Linked DNA regions of Homo sapiens: region 1 is linked to region 2. Evidence: read pairs that join two places in POLR2A ChIA-PET (ENCODE). Cell type or tissue: MCF 10A. All regions are shown on one strand. Each heading gives the region's core, and the rest is flanking DNA. Links, peaks and the distances in the headings are about the cores only. Region 1 overlaps TSC22D2 (TSC22 domain family member 2). Region 2 overlaps TSC22D2 (TSC22 domain family member 2).

Region 1 (12,808 bases), core at 2,257-10,256, 55 kb after region 2:
AGGCATGCAATGTATCTATAGATAGGTCATATCATACCTGAGGAAGATCAGAGACAGCAAGGGAACATTTTCCCCACACTTGAGATGGAAATAATAACAGGTCAGTGGCTAATAAAAAGAAACATGTATGACTTTGTAAAACCCTAAAAGTGATGTTTTCAAGAAATTTAGGTTTCTTTTTTTTATTTTATAAAAAAAATGTTGACATGCAATTTAATTCTATTTCAATTTAGGTGCTGCAACCTGTACTGGATGTTTGGGGATAGAAAGATGAATGGGACATGATTTGTGTGCTCCAATGAGCTCAGTCCAGTGTAAGTGTAAAAGTTAAAGTGCCATATTGTTTATTCAGAGTATATGTTATAGTTTGTGAACCTTATATCATTTGTTAAATGAAAGGTTTTTATAAATCAACAGTAATATTGCCATCCCATGTAAAAATCCTTTGATATTGCCAGGAAACAACTTTAAATCACCAGAAAGCTTTAACATCAAATAATACTTTTAGAAGGAGGGGAAAAGCCTTCCACCTCGACATCGAGCCTATGAAGTATTCCCTAAAAAAGAGGAACTAATCTGAGAAAAGTTTACACATTTTTAATACTCTAAGTTGTAGATAATGAAATTGATTTAAATCAAAGTTAACTAGAATAGGATTCATGTGTCATGAATTATATTGTCTATTGTCTCATAAGCAACAAGTGACACTTATTATCTTGGCTGACAAAATCAGCTACCATTTAATGAACCAAGTTAAGAATAACTCAGGTGACTGATACCAAAAATAAATCTCTAATACAGCTGAGAATCCAGAAACACAAATAATATGTTGAGTAAGTAATAAAAGTGACATTTCAAATTAGTAAGGAAAAAATGGATTATTCAACAAATAGTATGGGATAGCATAACAATTTAGAAGAAATATAAAGTTAGATCTTTCACAAAAATTAATTCTAGCTAGACTAGCAGTTAGTCTTCTACTTTTTGGTTACTCCCTTTTAGAAATTGGAAGCTATGAAGCTATATACCCTGTCCATTTGAAAATGCACATAAGCAAAGAACTTTACAAATAGGTTATAAAGAGAAGCTCAATCTCAGCAAAATAAGGGAAGTGCACATTAAAACACAAGAAACCATCTCAGATCCAACTAATATTTAGCGTGCATACAAATCAAAAGCTGGAAAGGGTGTGGAAAAACAGGAATACATTGCTAGTGAGCATACAAATTGGCACAGCCTCTTTTAAAGACAATTGTGTATCACCCATTAAATTTTAAAAGTCACATACCCTGTGACCTAACAATTCCAACTTTTAATGTCCTAAAGAAACATACATGTGTTCACAAGATAGCCTGTACAATGATGTCAATTGCACCTTTGCTTGTACAGTAGACCCCCTTATCTGCATTTTCACTTTTTGAGGTTTCAGTCATCCAAGGTCAACCACAATACAAAAATATTAAATGGAAAATTCCAGAAACGAACATAAGTTTTAAACTTCAAACCTTTCTGCATAGTATAATAAAAATCTCTCACTATCCCTCTCCATCCTGCCTGGGACAGGAATCATCCCTTTGTCCAGTGTATCCACAATGTATACACTCATTATATACCCATTTTATAATGCCCATTAGTCATTTCTATTATCAGATCATAAAAAAACATAGTACATAGAGGGTTTGGTATTATTCATGGTTTCAGGCATTCAGTGAGGGTCTTGGAAAATATCCTCCATGATGGGGGAGCTACTGTAATACTATGAAATTGGAAAAACCAAAATACTCATCAAGAGGATGGACTATGGTACACATGATGAAGTATTAAGTATCAATGAAAAAGAGAGAGTCCTACATGTCCGGCATGGAAGGATCTCCAGGAGACAATGTTAAAAGTTTGGGGGAAAAATTGAAAGACAATACCTGTAATACATATGATACTAGTGATGTTAAATCACATCACACACACACACACACACACACACACACACACACAAATACTGTATAGTGTACTTCTACAAGTACATATTTGTGTATTATATAGAGAGAAGGTCTGGAAGGATACTAACCAAACTGTCAACAGTAGTTTGGTAGCGTGCATTAGCTTTAACTGTAATGTTTGATGTTTTTGAATATGCATTTATGTATTGTTTGTGTAATGACAAATTAATAAATTAGAAATAAAATAAAATAATGTGTTTTCTTCTTGTCTGCTGCTAATGTTTCCCCCTGGTACCTGGGGTCTCATCATGTTCAGCATCTTTCCTCCCCAGGAATATCTTCCCCCCCTACCTGTTTCTTCTACTTCGCCTTCTCCCATGGCTTTTTCACATCAGTATTTATACAGGCTCAATAAATAACTGGCCAATAAATGAGTAGACCACCTCCCCTAACTGAAAATATGTTCCCTTCACTTGCTTTTTCAGCTCCTTCCTCTTCCTTTCCACTTTTTCCTCTTCCACGTACAGCTTATCACAAACGCAGTCTGGCTTTAGCTCCCATTGTGCCACTGAAACTGTTCTTGTCAAGGTCATTGATGATCACTTTGTTGCTAATTCTATCCCATATCTTATTGAACTGCTTTACTCCTAATTTCTCTTTATGATCATTTCATTACTCTAGTAGTTTTCTATCTCTTCATTTTCTAACTTCACTTTTTTTTTATAAAGAGTTTCCCTTATAAAAAGTATATAGTTGAATTTTCTTTTCTGAACCAGGCAACACTTCATTCCATGAAATAGAATAAGTGTTCCCAATTTTTTTCTTTTATAGAGATGAAGTCTTGCTATGTTGCCCAGGCTGGCTTTGAACTCCTAGGCTCAAACAATCCTCCCACCTCAGTCTCCCAAGTAGCTGGGACTACAGGTATCCACCACTGTTTCTGGCTTGAATTTTTAATTTCTTAACCCAATCTGTCTTTTGATAGAAAAATTTAATCCATGTCTATTTCATCAGTGGCATATTTGGATGTATTTCTGCCATCTTATTTCATGTTTTCTCCTTAAAATGCTTTCTAGACACCCCACCCCCGCACCGGCCACTGCCTTGCCACACACACACCCTTTTTCCCTTTTCTTGGCTTTCATTCAGTTGTTTCTTATTCATTTTTGATCCCTCTTTTGGTTGGGAAGTTATACATTCCAGATACATTCTTCCAGTGGTTACCTTACAATTTTGTTTATCATTTTGTTGTGGATTTTTCAACCATATACAACAGTGAACTGTATAATGAACTCCCATGTACTTATCACCTAGCTTAAACAATTATCTACTCATGGCCAATCTTGCATTATTTATACTCCCACTCATTTCCCCTCCCCAGGATACTCAAGAATGTCACCCCCCAGAAGGGAGTTCCAAGAGGAGGAGGAAAATGTGAACCCCAGGACGGAATTCTAGGGGGAGGAGGAGAAAGGGCTCTGGGACCTACATATGGGGCTTAAAGTGAAGAGCCTAGGAAACTTGGGGTGAGAGAATGCCAATACTTAGAAAGAATCCATGATCCTCTGGATTATTTTGAAGGAAATCCAAGATATCATAGACTTTATCCATATATATTTCAGCGTATACCTCTAAAGGACAAGGATTTTTTAAAGAAAAATTATAACTAAAATACCATCACCCCACCTCAAAATGAACAATTCCTTAATATTACTAAAAATCTACTCAATGTCCACATTTCCCTGATTATCATAAATTTCTTATGGTGTATTTGTTTGAATGTGGGTCAAAATAAGGTCCATACACTGCAATTGGTTGGCATTCCTCTAAAGTCTCTTTTAATATGTGGGCTCCCCATACCTCTCTTTTCATCTTGAAATTCTTCAAGAATCTCAGTTATTTGCCCCATAGTTTTTTCTGAAGTCTGAGTTTTCCTAATTGCATTCTTATAGAATCCTCTGTCCCTGTATTTCCTAAATTAGTTCTAGAAGTTTAATCAGATTTATATTTTGTCAAGATTAATTCATAAGTGGTGGTATATACTTCCATCATATAATGTCTGTCTCTATTTTGTGATGTTGGAAGCATGGATAATCATTACCTAGACCCATTAGCCTATTAATTCTATTATCCCTTCTCACTCATTAGCGAAATACTTCTCTAAAGAGAGACTTGCCCTTACCAACTATTCAGCTACCCTGTGGTACAGTTTGTATAAGAAAGGGAGAGACTTAGTTCTTTCCTTTTATTTCCCAGTTTTCAAAATAATGAGTTGAGTACCTACAAAGGAATAAAAATAAATAAGGCATGATTAGGGAAGACTTACTCTGATATTTTATTCTGGGAAGAAGGAAAAGAGAATGCAGTGAGTTGATTTAGGATGCTATGACTCAGGTGTTAGTAGAGAGAAGCCAGGAAAAAGCCCCCAAAAAGTTGATAACAGGAAATGGCGACCTGAAGATTTGTCTGTTTACTGCTGAGTCTGGAAGCAACTTCTAAGTGAAGAGTACCTTGAGGGAATAGGGGTGGGAAGCCCATGTCTGGGCAGAGAAAGGGCTAGTTCAGAAGAAGCAACTGCAGGTAAGAAAAGCAGGTCGGTTAGCCCACGGATTCAGAGAGTGAAAAGTTACAGAAATGAGCAGTGGATTTTTCTGGGTTTACTTTCTGCCACACAGAGACTAGACATACTATCCTTACAATCTGACCATGAACCAGGAAGTTTACTAAGAAAGGCTGCATGGGGTAGGTAACATTTAGCACATGCAACAATACTTTTTATTTTATTTTATTTGAGATGGAGTTTTGCTCTTGTCGCCCAGGCTAGAGTGCAATGGCGCGATCTCCGCTCACAGCAACCTCCACCTCCCGGGTTCAAGCCATTCTCCTGTCTCAGCCTCCCTGGTAGCTGGGATTACAGGCATGCGCCACCATGCCAGGCTAATTTTTTGTATTTTTGTAGAGACAGAGTTTCACCATGTTGGTCAGGCTGGTCTCAAACTCCTAACCTCAGGTGATCCACCCACCTTGGCCTCCCAAAGTGCTAGGATTACCGGCGTGAGCCACCGCGCCCGGCCAACATGCAACAATACTTCTAAGCAAGGCGATACAGATCAGCAACTCTGGTGCCGATGTGTTCTATTTCCTTTGGTATCTGTGTCTTGATTCTTCACGCAGACCAATTTTGTTATCATCTTAATGGTCTTTCCCATAAGGAACCCACTAAGAGGTTTCAGTGTTGGGACATTAGCTTAAGAACCTAGGTAGTCAGCACGAGAACCTAGGTCTGTGGGACTCTCCTATTAATGACTCCTCTTACCTACCATTCTCCAGCCAGCGTTGTCTCCTGTTCTTCTCACCTCCCCCTATTCCATCCTGCCCCGAGTAGTCTATTCGTGCTAAAGCATTCACTGAGAAAAACTGTAAAGGGAGAGTCCCTTCTCAGAAACACCAGCTTCTTTTAAAATGGAACTTTTGAAGACCTCCCTGTTCTGTTCTCTGGAGAGAGTGAACAAGTAGAGACTTGGCAATAGCTGTGGAAACACCGCCAGCCTCTTGCTTCCAGCAACCTTGAGTTCCAAACCTGTGAGTCTTAGTTTTATATTCACTGACTTCAGCTTCCTGAACCCATCCCAGTTCAGCATTAGGTAATGGCTGTGATGACAGCTGACTCATCTGGTAATGCAGCTTTCCTGGAGGCTTCCTCTGCTCAGATAATCACACTCTGGGAGGGAAAAAAGGTTACAACAATCTTCTACCCCAGGATACTCAAGAATGTCATCCCCCAGAAGGGAGTTCTACGAGGAGGAGGAGAATGTCAGCCCCAGGAGGGGAGGTCCAGCGGGAGGAGGAGAAGAGGCTCTGGGCCCTACATAGGGGGTTTAAAGTGAAGAGCCTAGGAAACTTGGGGTGAGAAGGTGCCAGTACTTAGAGACAGAAACTGAGTGGTATAAAATGGAATGAGAATCCCCTCATTGCCCTTTGACAGCTGAGAAACTTCAAACTGGGCCCCGTTTGAGGGTAAGTTCTGCGAGAGTAGAGACTTCTACTTATTTATTCACAATTGTATTCCTGGTAACTAGTACGGTGATGTATTGCTTGACAGAAATACATTCTGAGAAATGTGTCGTTAGGATTTTGTCATTGTGCAAACATTATAGAGTGTACTTATACAAACCTGGATGATCTAGCCTACTACACACCTGGGTTATATTGTATAGCTATTGCTGCTAGGCTATAAAACTACAGCATGTCACTGTACTGATACTATACTGTGACACATGGTAAGTATTTGTGTACCTAAACATAGAAAAGGTACAGTAAGGATACAGTATAAAAGATTTAAAATGGTACACCTGTATAGGGCACTTACCATGAATGGAGCTTGCAGGACTGGAATTTGTTCTGGGTGAGTCAGTGAGTGAGTGGTGAGTGAATACGAAGGCCTGGGGGCATTACTGTGCACTACTGTGGACATTATAAACACTGTACACTTAGGCTACACTAAATTTATTTTTAAAACATTTTCCTTTAATAATAAATCAACCTTAACTTATTGTAATTTTTTTTTTTGAGACAGAGTCTTGCTCTGTCTCCCAGGCTGGAGTGCAGTGGCATGATCTCAGCTCACTGCAATCTCTTCCTCCCAGGTTCACGACATTCTCCTGCCTCAGCCTCCCGAGTAGCTGGGACTACAGGCAGCCACCACCACACCCGGCTAATTTTTTTTTGTATTTTTAGTAGAGACGGGGTCTCACCGTGTTAGCCAAGATGTTCTCGATCTCCTGACCTCGTGATCCACCCTCCTCAGCCTCCCAAAGTGCTGGGATTACAGGCGTGAGCCACTGTGCCCGGCCTTTTTTTTTTTTTTTTTTTTTGAGACAGGGTCTTGCTCTGTCACTCAGCCTGGAGCATAGTGGTATGATCATGGCTCACTGCAGCCTTCACTTCTTGGATTCAAGCAGTCTCTCACCTCAGCCTCCCGAGTAGCTGGGACTTACAGGCACATGCCACTGTGCCTGGCTAATTTTTTATAGAGATGGGAGTTTCCCTTTGTTATCCAGGCTGGTCTCGAACTCCTGGCCTCAAGAGATTCTCCCTTAGGCCTCCCAAAGTGCTGGAAATACAGGTGTGAGCCACCATGCCCAGCCACTGTAACTTTTTAGTTTTATAAACTTGAAATTTTTTTAACTTTTTTACTCCTTTGTAATAACACTTAGCTTAAAAGGCAAACACATTCTATAAGTGTACAAAAATACTTCCTTTATATTATTATATAAGCTTTTTTCTATTTTAAAATTTTTTAACTTTTTAAACTTTTTTGTTGAAAATTAAGACACAAACCCACATATTAGCCTAGGCCTACACAGGATCAGGATCATCAACATCACTGCCCTCTACCTCCACATCTTGTCCCACTGGAAGAGGTCTTTAGGGGCAATTACATGCATGGAGCAGTCATCTCCTATGAGAACAATGCCTTCTTCTGAAATACCTCCTAAAGGGCCTGCCTGAAGCTGTCTTACAGCTACCTTTTTTTTTTTTTTTTTTAATAAGTAGGACTGCACTCTAAAAGATAAAAAGTAGAGTATGGTAAATATATAAACCAGTAACATGGTTATTATCATTATGAAGTATTATGTGCTATACATAATTGTATGTGCTAGACTTTTATACGACTGGCAGCACAGTAGGTTTGTTTACATCGGGCATCACCACGAACATGTGAGTAAAGCGTTGCCCTGTGACTTTACTGATGGCGGCCCACAGTTGACCTAAATGTTGTTATGCAGCACATGATTGTACTGTTATTAAATGAATGAATGAGGGTTCACACCTATCTTACATATTCTTTATTCTTGAGCTTTCTGATCTCTAAATGTAGCCTGAGATAGCCAAATCATAGCCTTGTTGTAAGGATCAAACAATATAAAATATGTAAATCACGTAACTTGGATCTGGCCCACAGCAAGCATACAGTAAATGCTGCTCTTGTTTTCTTTCTCACCCCTTTCTAGGCATCTGGTTGAAGCAATGCTCTTTCTCCTCACTGCTTTTTGACCAAAAGCTTGGGAAAAAGACTAGGCAATCTTTAGGCCCAGGAAATAGCACCTGTGATAAATCCAAGGTCACCTAGATAGGTTTAATCACCTTCTCCAAATAATAACACTACCAAGTTTTACAGCACTCCTGACAAAAATCTATTTTTCCTCCTTTTCTTTCCCTTTAAGACAGGGTCTCACTCTGTCGCCCAGGCTGGAGTATAGTGGCACGATCACAGCTCACTGCAGCCTCAACCTCCTGGGCTCAGGTGTATTTTTCCTCCTTTATCTCTTTAGAACCTCACAACTACCCTAGTAAGCCTTGGGAAAGCAAGTATTTGGCTCATTTGACAGATAAGGAAACAGGTTCAGAGAATCCAGAGAGCTTGTGACCTGCCCAAGATCTCAGATCAGATTAGTGGTAGAACTAGATTCCAGCCCATGGGTGGCCATAGCCCACATTTTTCTCCCCATTGTGCTTAAATAGGTTAGAGGTCACAGGAAGAAAGAACCCCTTTTCTGGAAAAAATTATGTTGAAACTGTACCCAATTTATTCCTATTCATTGATTCATCTACTTGATTTCATTAGGCAGCTCTGTGATTCAAGAGATGGCCATTTGGGATGGGCAAAAGAGAACAATATATGACAATATACACTCCTTGGAATGAAGAAAGGTAAGTCTCCATCCACAAAATACCAAACAGACTTCAATCAGAACACTCTCAGTTCAAGAGGATTGGTGCTGATTGTTTATTTGTTAGAAATGTATATTTTCTGGCTGGGCCCAGTGGCTCACGCCAGTAATCTCAGCATGTTGGGAGGCTGAGGTGGGCAGATCACTTGAGGTCAGGAGTTTGAGACCAGCCTGGCCAACATAGTGAAAACCCATCTCTACTAAAAATACAAAAATTAGCTGGGCCTAGTGGTGCACACCTGTAATCCCAGCTACTCGGGAGGCTGAGGCAGGAGAATCGCTTGAACCCGGGAGGCGGAGTTTGCAGTGAGCTGAGATGGCACCACTGCACTCCCACCTGGATGACAGAGTGAGACTCCATCTCAAAAAAAAAAAAAAAAAAAAAATGAAAGGTGTATTTTCTTAATAAGTAGCACATGCTCACATACACACCATGGAATACTATGCAGCCATGAAAAAGGATGAGTTCATGTCCTTTGTAGGGACGTGGATGAAGCTGGAAACCATCATTCTGAGCAAACTATCGCAAGGACAGAAAACCAAACACCACATGTTCTCACTCATAGGTGGGAATTGAACAATGAGAACACTTGGACACAGGGGAACATCACACACTGGGGCCTGTCGTGGGGTCGGGGGAGGGAGGAGAGATGGCATTAGGAGATATACCTAATGTAAATGACGAGTTAACGGGTGCAGCACACCAGCATGGCACATGTATACATATGTAACAAACCTGCATGTTGTGCACATCTACCCTAGAACTTAAAGTATAATTTAAAAAAACTTCAAAAAAAAAATAAGTAGCACATGCTCATTGAAATATTTCAATAAAGAAGTTAATTTTCAAAAAAAACAAGGCAAAATCTCCCCTCTCTATTCATCTGCAATCCCACTCTGCAGAGTAAAACTGCTAAGTTTTCTCTGCACATAATTGAGATACACACATTTTGTGTTTTCATTTACCATAAATGAGATTATACTAAACATATTTTTCTTCAACTTGCTTTCTACAAATCTACAGTAATCACAAACATCTTTTCATGACAGAACATAGAGATTGTCTTTATTCTTTTAAATAGCTGCATAGTGTTGTATAATAAGTCATATCACGACAGTCCCCTACTCATGGATGTTTAGATGGCACTCAGTTTTTTTCTGTAATCAAAATTGTTTCTCTATACATCTTTGTCTAGTTACATGAGAATTTCTTTAGAATAAGAGTGGCCAACATTTCTTGAGCCCTTTACCTTCACATCATGTGAATAAGACAAATCGCTGAGCCATGGGTAGGGCATTTCACTGTAGACAAGCAGAGACGTGAGGCTCACAAAGGGTAAAGCTAGGATTTTTTGATATGTAATCAGAGTAGAAACTCAGTTCCCTAGCTCCAAAACCCAGATTCCTTTTAGCCTCCAAATACATGTATTTTTTTTTCTTTTTCTTTTTTTTTTTTTTTTTTTTTTTTTTGAGACAGGGTCTCACTCTTATTACACAGGCTGGAGTACAGTGGCAGGATCTCAGCTCACTGCAACCTCTGCCTCCCAAGCTCAAGCGATCCTCCCACCTCAGCTTCCCAAGTAGCTGGGATTACAGGTTCATGCCACCACACCTGGCTGATTTTTGTATTTTTTGTAAAGACAGGGTTTTGCCATGTTGCCCACACTGGTCTTGAACTCCTGAGCTCAAGCAGTCTGCCCACCTCTATTTCCTGAAGTGCTAGGATTACGGGCATGAGCCACTGCACCAGTCTAGCCTCCAAATATATTGATATTCTGATAAGATGCCACAGGGCTATATATCTTTTATTTGAACCCCTTGCGTCGCTCTGTTCCACTTAGCTAAAAAACTACCTATCCCCAGGGGGAAAAGCTGAGTGAGTGAAAAAGCAAAAAATGGTTAAGCTGCAGTACTCCAAGGAGACTAATCAAAGCATGTAAATATTATTTAAAATATCCTTTTAGGCTGAGTGCGGTGGCTCACACCTGTAATCCCAGCACTTTGGGAGGCCGAGGTGGGCGGATCACCTGAGGTCAAGAGTTTGAGACTAGCCTGGCCAACATGGTGAAACCTCGTCTCTACTAAAAATACAAAAATTAGCTGCGTGTGGTGGCGGACACCTGTAATCCCAGCTATTTGGGAGGCAGGAGAATTGCTTGAACCTGGGAGGCAGAGGTTGCAGTGAGCCAAGATTGCACCACTGCACTCCAGCCTGGACGACAGAGCGAGACTCATCTCAAAAAATAAATAAATCAAATAAGATATCCTTTTAATATATTTTAATCAGCTTTATTGAGGTATAATTTATTCACTAAAATGCACATTTTAAATAAAGCTTGCTGAGTTTTGAAAAAGTATACAGCCATGTAACCACAATCACAGCCAAGATGAATGTCTTTGTATATCCTATACACAATCTTTCATCAGATATAAGTACTGCAGATATCTTCCCCCAGTCTGTGACTTGCCTTTTCATTTTGAGCAGAAAGTTTTCATGTGACAAAATCCAATTTATCAAAGTTTTCTTTTATGGTTCACATTGAGTCTAAGAAGAAATCTTTGCCTACCCCAACATCATGAAGATTTTCTCCTATGTTCTCATCTAGAAATTTTATATATTTACTTTTTACATGTAAGTCTCTTATCCCTCTTGAGTTAATTTTTGTATATAGTATGAAACAACGGTATGAATTTACCTTTTGCTATGGATATCCAATTGATCCAGAATTATTTGTTGAAAAGATTATCCTTTCTCTATTGAACGATGTTGGTACCTTTGTCAAAAATTGACTATAAATGTAAAACCTTCAAATGTAAATATAAACTCTATTTCTGTCGATTCTATTCTGTTAAGCTATATGCCTATCTTTATGCCAATACAACAGTGTCTTGATTTCTGTAGCTATATAGCAAGTTTTGAAATCAGATGGTATAAATCCTCAAATTTATTCTTTTTTTTCAAAATTGTTTTGGCTATTGTAACTACAGTTGATAGAATTGACCAATGAAGCTGCAGCAGGCAGAATTCTAAAATGCCCTGGGACTGTAAATATGATGGGTTTTACTCTTATGATTAGCTTATGTTATATGAAACAGTTGACTTAAAGAAAGGGAGATTAGCCACATGAACCTTTTAAAAGCAGAAAGATTTTTGGTTGATGGAAAAAGAGAAAGCTAGAAATCTGAAGCACTAGAAATATTTAATGAGCTATTGTGGCTTGAAGATGGAGCAGGCCACATGACAAGGAATGCAGGCAGCCTCTAAGAGCTAAAAGCAGCCCCTGAGGGACTACCAGCAAGAAAATGGGGATCTCACTCCTACAAGGTCAAGGAAATGAATTATGCCAACAACCTAAGTGAGCTTGGAAGTGATTCTTCTCCAGAGCCTCCAGATGAGAACTCAGTCTGACAGACATCTTGATTTCTAGTCTCACCATGTCAGACTTCTGGAATACAAAACTGAGGGCTAATAAAAGGGTGTTATTTTCAGCCTCTACATTTACAGCAATTTGTTATACAGCAATAGGAAATGAATACAGAGCTGTCTGGACCCAAGCTTTTCTTTATGGGAAGCATTTTATCTATTAAATGAATTTCTGTACTTGTTATAGGTAGATTCAGATTTTCTAATTATTCTTAGTTCAGTTTTGGTAATTTGTATCTTTCTAAGAATCTTTGCATTTAAGTTTTCCAATTTGTTAATGTAAATTTGTTCATAGCAGTCCTGTGAACTCTTTAATTTCCATAGGACTGGTAGTGATGAACCGTTTCATTTCTGATTTTGAAAATATTCTATTTCTCTCTTCCTTCTTGGTTAGTCTAGCTCAAGATTTCTCAATTTTGTTGACTTTTTTCCAAGAACATGATTTTTATTGGTTTTTATTTTCTCAAGTTCATTGATTTCTACTTTTTATTATTTCTTTCCTTTTGCTTGTTTTGAGTTTATTTTACTCCTTTTTCTAGATTCTTGAGGTGGAAGCTTAGATTAAGATTTTTCTCTTTTTTTAATGTGTTTAATGTTATAAATTTCCCTCCCTGCACTAACTGCATGCCACAAATTTTGATTTTGTGTGTGTTTTTGTTTTAACTCAACTCAAAATATTTTCTAATTTCCCTCATGATTTCTTTTTTGACTAT
Region 2 (12,808 bases), core at 141-8,140:
ACACCTATGAACAGTCTGGCCACCTCTGTATTCAGCATAGCTATTCCTGTTGATGGTGATGAAGACAGGTATGGAAATCTCTATTTTAAATATTTGATAGAAATGCTTGGCCAACATTGTAGCTTAGGATGCAACTTTGGGAGATTGTTGTCAACGGAGGCCCTTAGCATTTTTAAATACAAAATTTAGTTTTTGGTAAAATTGATTTAGATTGCTGATGCTGATGTCAAAGGGTGTAATGAGCGAATTGGTCTTGTCACCGTTGTTTAAAAGCACTAAAATGGGTAGGGATGCAACATTGTTTACTCAAAAAAAGGTGAATTTAAGCTTAATGCTTACCATTTAATGGTGGTAGCTAGTGTGTTATGCTCCCATAGAATTGTCCTTTTCTTACATATCAATCACACTTGAACACGTAAGGCAGAGAGATTTGTCAGTGTGAGTTTTGAGGCTGAGACATAATAATACTACAAGTTTTCCTTTCTGGAAAACCAGAAGGTCCTCTAGTGAAAAAAAAAATCTATGTAAGGAATCTTCTCCAGTGTATCTGGAAAGGCTGGAGACATAATGGTGAAATGTCAAATCCGGCTTTGAAGATCATACTTAGTTCAGCCTTTTGATTAAAGGAGGTACAAGGTCACGAGTCTTCCCAGGGACTTCTCTAAGATACTATTTTTTTGTTGTTAAGCAAAAAATGTACTGGAAAGATATTCTTACTTTCCATCAGTCTATTTATTATAGGAAAGGGAGGTTGAGATCGATCCTTTAACTGTAGTGAAAGCTATAGTTCTTGAAATTAAGAGTAATTTTATAATAAAAGTGTAAATGTTAATAATTGGCTCCCTGTATTTAGGGATGCTTTTTTTAATGGCCTAAATAAGAATTAGTGTATTGCTACACCAGTGCCACAACAGCTGATGTTTGGTTATGGTTTAGTGAGGATTTTTGTGGTTTTGAGGAGATGTCACATGTAAATTTGACATACATATTGCAAAATTTTAAAAGCTGACTTGTTGCAATGTTTTAAAATTATATTTAAAAATTATAGAAAAAGTTTCAGGAATTTCACAGTTAGACATTTCTTTGCTGGGGTTTTTGTTTAGCGAGAGGCTAATTTTAGGTGTTTTTAAAAGATACAAACTAATATTATGGATTTCCAGAATAATTAGTATGTGGAAGAATACAATGACATGTATGTTAAAGCTTTCTCTTCCTATGGTTTCTTCTGAGTTCCTTCACATTTCTTAACCTCCCATTTCTAATTAGCCTTGTATTTTTGTTATATACTTCTGTTGGTTTGAAAAATACTCACTGACTGAAATTCATTCATCTTCTCTGCTTTTTGTAATTTAAAGTTCATCTTTTTTTGTAGGTGACTTGCTTATGGGGAGTCTTTCTTCACTTGAGAACGCTTAGAGAATACCACGTGTCCATAAGTGAGCTCAGCTAGCTAGTCATTGAGAAATTTTGTGTGTGTGGGACTACTAAGTAAACTGACTCCACAAGCCACTCAGAAAAATCCCTCTACTTTTATAGTTGCTCCCATTGTCACACACAGGGACACACCTGTAACACAGATTGAGTTTATTTTTTCACCTTTGGTAATAATCAACAGGCATCTTCACTTTTCTAGCTGCCACAAGCCAATTTTTTCCTGATAAGTTGGCAAATAACCTTTTGCTTTCCTCTGTTCCTGTATACTGCCCATATCTCTTCAAGAAATGATGACTGGTTTCCTGAGCTACCCCGCTTTCTATACACACACACACCCCTCCACCCGAGAATGCAGATTACATTTTCCCTTCTGTGCACACCTCTCTCAGTTTACAGCATCCATACTTAGATTCCTCAGAACTTTAGTACGATGATAAGGCATGAAGCAGAGACTTCTGTTGATAGATGGAAACTGAAATGTATTCTTTAGGGTATGACATCAAAAATGCATTTATTTTTTCCTCTTACTGTATTAAGAGTTGGTAATCTGAAAACTCTGATTTCCAAATTTGTGAATGGTTGAACTACAGATACTACTGTATCAGTGTTCTTACCAATTGCAACAGTTAATTCAGTGCAGGGGTTTTGATGTATGTACAGTCCTATTTTAAACATGACACTTCCCTCCCTTGCCCCAATCATTTAAAATCTACATTGCTTACCAATGTTCATTTCTGATTTTTGTTACAGTCTTTCATTGGTTTTTAACTTGACATGCTAGTTTCCAAGATGTAATCTTACACATTTGACTGTTTTGTCACTGGTCCAACATACCTGGTGAAGGAATAAATCCATTAGGTAGAAATAGTTGGGTTTTTTGTTTTGTGTTTTTTTTTTTTAATAGAAAGCTTTGGTTAAAAAAAAAAAAAAGAACAGGGTATTTTAAAATTTTGTGTTTGAAATTAAATAACAGTTTTCCAGGCATATGTTTAAATTACTGAGATGAGTACTTTTGAGGAGACTACTATCTTAACTGAAAATTTTAATTTTAATGTGATTTTGGGTTGCCGCCTTAAAATCTGCATGTTTTCAAATTTGAAATAAAACCAACTGGAGTGAGAGGTCTTGACTAATTGTGATTTAAACTTTGCAAGTAGTTTGACAAATTTCAGATCCTAAGGAAATATTTGTAAATAAGATATATGCTTTTTTTAAAAAAAAATTAGGACTTTAGTAAACAGTCTATTTCTTTGAGAAAAGAAAGGAAAATGGGAAATTAACAAAAAGATTGAGGTGGTTTAGGTTGATACATTGAAAACTCTTATCTTGAGATTTTGGTTCCATTACCTAATGCAAAGTTCTATATTGGCTTAATTTTGAGATCATTTATAATTAAAGAACCGGGCCTTATAGTAATACATCTTAATATTATCACACCTTTAAAAGGCTGATGGTTGTATATGCAAAAAGTTCTCAATTAGCATTGCCTATTGACTCTACATTATTAATTACCATAAAGTTTATCTTTCTGGCCATTTTCATTAGAAAGGTTTATGGTCAGTTGTTGAGACTCTTCAGATTGATTTTGTGTAAACTCGTGGATGTGATGGTTGAAAATACAGTCCTTAAATATGTAGCTACTTTTATAGTGAACTTTACAAAACTTGTTTAAACTACGTACACACTTAACAGTCTCCTGTAAATGAGAGGAGGTGCAAAATATTACTGGCCCTTTTGGAAAAGGAACACAGTACAGATCACTTTCCATAGATAGCCAACCAATGTGAACTCTGTAGGCCGCATTCCAGGAACTCTTATGAATGGCTGCAATTGTGAGCTGTCATCTGTGGCCAAAAGACTGTTGAAAACCTGATTCTAAGGATCCTTTGGTGGCAGATATTTCTATGTCTTGTTAATGGTTTTATTTGTGTGGTTTGCTAATGATCACTGATAAAATATTATACATTGTGAATGTTAAGTGGTGTGTCCTGGTATGTGCCATAAATACACATTTTGTTTGTACATTTATATATATTTTAAACCAAATTCTGCTGCTTTTTTTACTTGAAGTTTAAGTGAGAGGATTAAGTAAATGTATACCAGGAGGCAGAACTGTCTCAGTCTTCGACCTCTGTTGTATGAAAGTCTCACTGAATTGAAGTCTCTAAAGATGGAAATTTCTTACTTGAATCTCTGTTTCTTGGAAGCTGACATTTATCTGTTAAATTGTGAAGGTAATTTTGCTCTTGTAGGTTTACAGTTGATGTCTGAATCACATACTAGATACTATCCTATGCCTATCTACACGTTTAAGAGTGTTCTTACTGAGGAGTTAGTAGTAAAAATGTAAATTCGTATATATGTGTCATTATTGTTTAGCATAAAAACTGATACTGATGTATTCATCAGGGATTACTGATGGATACCACATGGATTACTAAAACATACTTTATTCATAAACGTGGCTTGAAATAAAAGAAATGACAGATTTCCAAAAAGGCTTACGATTTTCCAAACTACCCGAAATTCCTAAACCATGAGCTATATCTGTAGGAGTGTGGCCTTTTATATTCACAGTGACACATACTGTATAAAATTTTATGTGCACTAAATCATATAGGCCAAACATTGGTAAATTTTTTTAGAAAACATGATGGCTTATATGTGTGTGAATAATACAGATTTCCAGCTGACTATTTTAGTAACACTTGTTTTTTCTTTTTAGGAGATCACAACCCCTGAACTAAATCACCTTTATGAGAAGTCATTTTATATAGGACTGGTGGTAGGGGTATATATGTCCTCTACTTCCTGAGAATAAATATAATGCCAATTCATTTGTTATTTAAGAATCCTGGGCCAGGAGCGGTAGCTCATGCCTTGTAATCCTGGCACTTTGAGAGACCAAGGTCAGAGGATTGCTTGATGCCAGGAGTTGGAGACCAGCCTGGGCAACATAGCGAGGCTTTGTCTCTACAAAACATTTAAAAATTAGCCAGGTCTGGAGGCCAACACCTATAGTCTTAGCTACTTGGGGAGGCTGTAGGAGGAGGATTGCTTGAGCCCAGGAGCTGGAGGCTACAGTGAGCTATATTATAATATTGCACTGAAGCCTGGGCCACACAGCAAGGACCTGTCTGTAAAAAGAAAAAAAATAATTCTGATAGCACTAATTTGGAAATAGTGAAATATGGTACTGGATCTATGAATCTGGTACTTCCTAATTAGGAATGGGAGTCTATCTTTCTCTGCACCAGAAAAGATCAGAAGCAGTTATGAACAAATAGCAGCCCCACCAATCAAGTAGTAGAGAAACCCAAATAAATCTGTTTCCTAATAAAGGAATGGTAGTTAGGAAAGTATAAAAGGAATCTGACCTTCCTTTCCTAAAATGGCAGGAGTTGGGGAAGGGGAAGTGTAGAATGATAGCAGATAATCAAAATGGAAGAAAGTACAGTGGAGTGGCATGAAATATAGTCTCAAAAGAAATAGGAACACTTGTGAATACTGAGGAATGGTGTTCTAATTCTTTCTTTGAAGAATTGTTTTAGTCCAGTGTGTATTTCCTTTTCTGAAGATTCTGTTTATTTCTTAATTGCATTACTCGTTAAATACTTAAAGTATGAGGAAGGAGAGGCCTTACAAAAGCAGGTCTGTCTGGTTAAACATAGCCTGAATGATATTCCGTAAGTAATTCCTTAAATTGGAAAAGCAGATTTTTGGTAAGAAATATTAATCATATTTAAGGAGTATGTGTAGCAAAACTCCTAAATTAGAATAAATTATTTAAGTGTATGGTTTTTCTTTATACTAAACCAGTGGGCTTGTGATTTGAGGCTACTGTTTTCGATGGTATTGTATTGAGTCCACAGAGAATATGTATACCTGAATCATTGGTATAATGTCTTTCCCACAGCAATTCTTGAACATATCAAATTACTCGATATTTGTTATATTCTTAATCTGGCATTGCTTAGGGCAAAAACTGGGTGTCCCTCATAAAAAGGTAGGAACAGTAGCCAGTTTGCACCATTCCTATACATTATTCCATGACTTTAGGAAGTATACTTTGAGGTATACTCTTCAGATTTGGTTTAATAATATTAAAGGTATATTGATGGATTGTTTCCTGTATGAAAGTATTGCATGATTTCTGCTCTTAAATCAGGTGAATTAAATTTCATCTGGATTGCTTATCTCAAATTTAAAGCCTCAAATCAGACTTAAATAATTAGTATTTAGTATTTAGTTTGATTCCTTTGTACCCAAGCTAATTTTTGTTTAAAAAGAAAAAGTGCTTCCATCCTTTTAAGTAGTACATTTATTTGTGATGTTAGTGAAAGTTCTGCAGGTAACTGAGTTAATTTTATTAGTGTTTGCCTGGGACATATACCTATTATTAGGGTAGGCAGGACAAATAAGTAAAGTCTAAATGTTAAATTACTTAAAGCTTCTTTTCCCATAAGCCTTTCCTAAAATTTGTCTAAAGAATATTGCTTTGTAGAAGATGGAGTTTGTGATTAATGTGTCAATTATTGTAAATAATGATGGCATAGTTTTAAATGTTAGTTTTAGGCTGTTCATCTTATTACACAAGTATATAATTTAATCTGAATAAAGGATTCCCAAAGGTAAGTGTAAAGCCTCTAGTTTCTAAAGTAGAGTTAGTATTTAGTTTTTATCAAGTGGTTTTATATGTTAAAGCAAAACAAATCTTTGCTTGGCATACCGTCTACCTAGTCTTTGAAGACAAAACAAAGGAGGGAGGAGCTGTTTTGATCAAATAAAACCAATAGCGTGTTTAATTATGTGTTAACATATGTGAATGACCATTACAGAGACAGTAGAGTCAGACATACCCGGGCTAAAATCTAACTGCTACATTTGACTTTGAGCTAGTTGGTGTAGATGCCTTGTTTCCTCTTATGAAAAATGGGGATTGTACCTACCTGGGAGAGTTTTAAGGAATTAAATGATGTGTGCAAGTAATTTGAACAGTCTGTAACATAATATATGTGGCAAACGTGTATCACAGAAATGTTAATATTTCAGTGTCCAAACTGCTCTCCCAGATCACCCCTTTACATGTTATAAATCATACCAAGAATCTTCCATTTTAATATGAAAGCGTAATTGTATGGTATGGATGTAGTCAGAAAAAAGGAGATGATGTTTTAGTCTAGACGAGTCATGATGTTGTAAGAAGTATAGGGAATTGTGTTCCAGTCCTGGCTCTTCTATCATTTAGCTGGTTTCTTTGGTCAAGTCATTTCACTTGTCTGTTTTTCTTTTTTGAGACTTTGTCAAATTTTAAGATTCCTTCTAGCCTTATGTATATGAGACCATACATTCAAGTGTGCTTCATGAGAGAACTGCAAACTTAAACTTTCTTCTTTTTACCCCTTTCCTGCCACTTGACTATTGTGTGGCAATAAATGAAGTTTGTAAATACTCATTAAGTAGGTTGATTGCCCAAGAAAACATTTAAAACAGCTTATCAGTCATTCAGCTTTCATGATGCTCTGTGAGTAGTGAGCACTGGAATACAAATATGAGACTATGCTGCCCTCCTAGATCTCAGGCATTTTCATCATCATGAAAATGATGATCAGATGTATACTTTGACATACATTGGAGGTGGTGATGGAGTAATATAAGGTGCTAATGGGAACAATTTGAGACATCAGATCAGATTGGGATTGGGAGGGTAGTAGACTGACTTCTATTTAAAAATTATTCTCTGCATAGGTATTTATATAGTTCAAAACTCAAAATATATAAAAGAGTAAAATCGAAAGCCTCTCTGCTACCTCTGTCCTCCAGCCACCCTGTTTGTCCTTAGAAGTAACCCATTATTACTTGTACATTCTTTTGAGGCTAACTCTTGAACTAAATCTTAAAATGGTCATTCAGATTAAGTCACTAAGAAGAGAAGGGGATAGTTTTCCAAGCAGAGGTAAAAGGCAGTTTGTATAATGATGTGAAAGAGTGAGAATCTATCATTTGGAAAATGGTATTGTTAATTTGACAAGAACCAGAGTGAAGGACTTTAAATGTCATGGTAAGAAATTTCGATTTTTATAGTAAGTTGCTGTTAAAGGTATTTCTGGAAGCTTTTATTGTTAAAATAATATATATCTTGAAACGATTTCAGTATCCTTTTAGTGATTATTGCATTTTAAATTATAATCTTATGATAAAGCTGTGTTAAGGGAATACCTTCAGAGCGCTGAGTCCCAAAAATCAGAATTCTTACCTAATGAAATGTGCTAAATATTTTGGTACCCCTGGCTCTAAGTTTAAGTATTCTGTTTCCCTCAATATTACCTTGATAATGTCAGAACATTTGGTACATGTTGAGATACTCTACCAAAATTTGATTTATAGGTAGCATAATTTGGAAACTAACCTTATATTAAACACAAAGCAAGCTTACTTGTGTCAGGTCCTATGTATATAGACTTTCATTTGATCTTTCCAACAATTTGTAAGAAAGTGGTTTCTTCCCTTCCCCCTTTCTTATGGATTAAGGAAACTGAGACTCTTAAAATTTGAGTCACCTAGGTATTGGGTGACAAAGCCTAGACTCATATTCAGACCTTTAACCTAAAGCCAGTGCTTTTGAATATTCCCAGAGTTAGAAGTTTGTTTTATTACTTGGCACACAATAAGTTAGGAAGAAGGAAGAACTACCATAGCCACTGATTTGTTGTATTGTAACCCTTTACCTAAAGGATTTTTTTAATCATTTAAATTCCCCAGATAATAATACTGGAGATGGTGCTTGTTGATGTTCTTCATATTGTATGTCCCTGGTTTCTATTTAGAGATCTCTGAAGTCGAATTTTGGCATAGATTAAGAGAAAGAGGTGTTTGTTGAGTGCTCAAGTACCTTATGCTTTAAGCTTTGACAATTTTTGTAGCTTAGTTTTGAGGTATGGAATGTTTGTTTTTTTCTCCCTGTTGTACTTAGTTACCCTACAAAGATAGTGTCTTGCAAAAACAGGTAGACATGCCACATGCTTTGAGTCATTTTCTGATGTAGTATTTTCACATACTTGGAAATTAATGTGATGGACTATTGAGTATATAAAGTCAGAGAGAAAAGAATGTATTTTGTTCAGTGATGTTAAAGAATATTTACAAATAGGAAAACAGCATTTTTGTTTAGGTGGCTGAAGTACAGTGTAAACCACATCTCAGTCTTCCTAGAATTGCTTCGTTGGCTCTATATTTAGAATGGTAGTTTATATTAATATCAAATAAACTGTTAAAAAGCTGGTTTCAAATTTTATTTCTTGAGTGGAAGAGAATTTGTGACCACAGCTGCATAAAAAGTCAGTATTTCCTTCTAATAAAATTTTTAATTTCAGTTGCCTCTTCATGCTTTCAGGTTTCATGGACTGTAACCTTGAAATGATCCCATTAACAGCCTTTTCCTTGGGCTCTTAATCTCCTCAATTTTATGCCATTCCAAAATAGAAGTCTCTCTGATGATCAAGCCTTTCAATCTTTACAGATGGCTCTTTTCCCTTCTACTTCCTTGATCAGTGATTTCACAGACTTGACTCCTTTAATCTGTTAGTCAGTGTTTGGAGACTAATTATTGTTGCTGTTTGCTACAAACCCCTCAGTTTATGGATAACATCCCAGTTATAGTATCCCAGAAACAAAATTTCATAGCTTATAAGACTATCTAAATTTTTACCCTTAAAATCTAGACTGTTTAAAGTTTTATGTAGTACATAGATTGTGTAACTGTGTACTATAGAAAACCATGTACTGTGGCTTCTTCACTTTGAATGTATGTAGAAAGAGTGATTGTTAATTGTTAGCTTTTGCAAATTAAGTGTATTCTAATATGTGCTGAAAACTTTAGGTCCATTTATACAGTATTTTATTTCACAGGTTCTTTCCACATCCCAGTATTTACTACTAACTACAAATATGTTCGTTTTTCACCTTTACATTTGACTTAAGAGATATTGCACTATTCTGTAAAACTGCTGGAATTTTATAACAAGTCATATGACTTCATTTGGAACCAATTTACCTGGAATATGAATTTGATTCAAATTAAATATTTGTATTTCCAAAGTCAGAGGATCTAAAGGTCTTTTAAAGATGCCAGGTGTGGTGGCTCATGCCTGTAATCCCAGCACTTTGGGAGGCCGAGGCGGGCAGATCACCTGAGGTCAGGAGTTTGAGGCCAGCCTGGCCAACGTGGTGAAACCCCATCTCTACTAAAAATACCAAAAATTAGCTGCGCGTGGTGGTGGGAGCCTGTAATCCCCGCTACTCGGGAGGCTGAGGCGGGAGGATCATTTGAACCCAGGAGGCAGAGGTTGCAGTGAGCCGCGATTGTGCCATTGCACTCCAGCCTGAGCGACAAGAGTGAAACTCTGTCTCCAAAAAATAAATAAATAATAAAGTTCTTTTAAAGAATATCATCCTTATAAATATATTGTGAGTACTCTTTAATGAATTTTGAATTGTAGACTTGCAGAATAACTTCCAAGATACTCTTTCTTATTCTTTTGTATATACTACCTTCCTCTTTGAGTCACTCCATTTAAACTGGAGGTCTCCAAACAGACCTTTGAGGATAGCAAACTAGTTCCCATATGTTCCTGGGCAAGCCTGTTTTTTTATAAAACAAAAACAACAACCAAAAAAAAAACCAGATTGAATGTTCAATTGGTTCAGTTAGTTTTCATTTGATTTGGCAGACTGACTTCTAAGTACAGCGAAAAAAGTGGCCTGACAAATACATCTTAAGAGGATGTAAGCCGTTAAATAAACAGTAGGTAGAAGCCTCTTAAGCTTTTCTTGTTATTAGCAGGTCTAATCAGTGCCTTTGATTGCCTTAGACCTAGTTAGGAGAAAAGTGGAAAAAGGATTAAAAGAATAGAAAGGAGTTGAAGTAGGGCAAGCAATGAGAAATACACGTATTAGTCTCCTAATTAATCAAACAGTTACTTTGGTGATTCTCTGGCATCTTGGAAGTCTTTTTTTTTTATTGTACTAATAATTCTGCACAGACTTTAAGGCTCTTAATAGGACCCCAGAATTGCCATGTTGTATCTAAACCTCATTTTGTAGATTAAAATAATGCTATTGATGATTCACTGTATGCCAGGAACTTTACATTTAGTCTCAGTTCTTTAGCCTGCAAAGCTAGGTAGTAATGTAACCAGTTAACAGATAAAGAGACAGACTTTTAAAGAGGTCAAACTTTAACACTGCTATGTGTTTAGTGTAGTGGTTTAAGAGCATAAACTCTGGAACTAGATTGCCACCTACTAGCTCAGTGATGTAAGGCAAGTTACTTCTATCTGACCCAGTTTTCTCCTCTATGAGATGGGAGTAATAATGGTGCCTACCTCTTAGGGCTGTTGTCAGAATTTAGTTAATGAGTGTAAAGCACTTAGAATAGTGTGTGGTACCTAATAAACACATTCTTAACTGCTGCTGTTCTGCTACAGCATGGGCTAAGAATTTTAAAAGTTATGTGGCAAAGTTTTTTTGGCTTCCAGATGTACAGGTTGAAGGTGGGGGAGACTATGGAAGTTGCTGAGGAGGAGGGAACAGGTTTGTCAAAAGTTTAAATCCCCGTGGAACCAGTCCCTAGATTTGAGGTGAATCATACTTACTGGGAGATAGTCCAGAAGAGCCCATCAGTTAAGAGTCTATGGTGAAAGCCCTAGGGAATGGTAGAAATGAAAGATAATTATGATAAATAGGCTTTTACCCCTAAAGTAACATTGTACCAATGCTAGAATCAGAAAGCTGCCAAACAATTGCAGCGCCATTTTTTGCCCTAGACGAGGAAAAAACACATATAAATAAATGGATTTTGAAGGTGGAAATGTGTCAAGTCCAACCCAGGAAAGAATTCTTCATTGTTAATCAAACCTTTGCTACTTTTAACAGAGCCTAAGAAAAGTTTTTATATTGTGAAGATATAGCTTAACTTAGTTTATATGAATACCTAAGAACAGCCTTGTTAAACTGCTAAACAAGATAGATATTTGTAAAGGCATTTGATATAGAAGAGTGTTGATTAGGCTATGAATTTGTCACATTTATATGCACGCACACAAAATTGGATGCTACTTAGTATTTAGTTTCATCTGCCTTACCTCTTTATTTTATAACTGTGATCCTGAATTATTGTTGAAGTCTGCTGGATTTTGTCCAGTTTTTAATTTCTTCTAAAGTGTTGTTTTAAGCAAACTTATGTGGTTTTAAAATCTTTTTATTATTAAAAGTTACACTGTATTAGAAATCTAAAATCTTCCATCTTCTTTTGAAAAGTAGTGATTATACTGTACGTTCTCAACCTCATTTCCATTTGATTCTCGGATCTCACAGGAATCCTTCAACTGCTTTCTACCAAGCGTTCCATTTGAACACGTTAAAGGAATCAAAGAGCCTCTGGGATAGGTATGAATACTTACATATGGAATGCATACATGCAAAACTGTATGCATGAATTGCTTTGCACTGTACTGGTTTCTCATTAAAACTGATCTTTGTTATTTTAGGGGGGAAATCACATGGTATCTAGCATGGGACAAAGCAGCAAAATAAACCAAAAGGACAATCTCTATTTTATATAGAAAATAAACATACTTTTCTGCATCCTGTGTACTTTAAGTATATCTATATTTTTGAAGGGTTCATACTGTGTTGAATTTTTCTTATGAAATAGTCACTTCCCCAGTGTATTTTAATGCAAATGCATATTCTATAAAATAAACTATATTTTAATTTTTGTGCTATTTTATGTTTTTTTTCTGTAAAAGCCATAGTGATTCAAAGCAAAATGTTATTTCAAATTATGAAATTGGAGGAGGAACAAGACCAAGGTATCAAAGTAATCATTGTTTAATTTTTGGCAAGAAACTTTAACTTCAAGTTTGTTTGCTAGAATTCACTAGGTCTGCATTACTGATTTGTAAGCCCCTAAAACAGTTTGCTTTCTTACAGAAATGTTGTATAGATTTTACTGTTAACTTTTAAAAATACAGAATGAAGTCTTGGAGTTCTTTTATGGCAAAAGATACTTTGGTTTATCTTTCTGCTTAACACACATTTTAAGTAGTGTATGCTCTGTTCAATCGTTTTGCTGAATATTTATTAGCATTCCATCACTTTGTGTTTAATTAATAGAAGTTGAGTTCAAACAATGTTTTTAAAATTCACACAAAGCTCGTTAGATTCTTTTAACTCTGCCTGGCAACGCATTTGTGTCTTCTGGCATAGTTTTGGATAACACTCATGAACTCAACTCCATCTCTTTCATTAGAAAAGAGTATTGCTAAGTGCATGTACATGTCATATTAAGACATGATACACATTGCCTAGAAAT

What was found. ChIA-PET counts read pairs that join two places held together with the same protein. Peaks named below come from ENCODE experiments on the same cell type or tissue, not always from the same donor. Only the 100,000 strongest peaks of a DNase experiment are listed, where the experiment ranks them.
Region 1: POLR2A ChIA-PET joins it to region 2 with 10 read pairs; 20 of 35 experiments call an interaction of 5 or more read pairs at or near these places.

What each region holds. Positions count from the first base shown.
Region 1 is chr3:150,464,236-150,477,043 of GRCh38, forward strand. It overlaps TSC22D2 (TSC22 domain family member 2), which reads left to right. Exons shown (of 3, transcript NM_001303264.2): 3 at 1-2,187. Among named protein-coding and RNA genes, the nearest start is that of TSC22D2, 62 kb to the left of the region's middle. RefSeq lists an enhancer at 4,993-5,493. In MCF 10A, for the core only: no CTCF peak of the experiment used is centred there; DNase peaks (open chromatin) are centred at 5,546 and 6,366.
Region 2 is chr3:150,411,241-150,424,048 of GRCh38, forward strand. It overlaps TSC22D2 (TSC22 domain family member 2), which reads left to right. Exons shown (of 3, transcript NM_001303264.2): 1 at 1-68. Among named protein-coding and RNA genes, the nearest start is that of TSC22D2, 9.3 kb to the left of the region's middle. In MCF 10A, for the core only: no CTCF peak of the experiment used is centred there; DNase peaks (open chromatin) are centred at 1,431 and 3,231.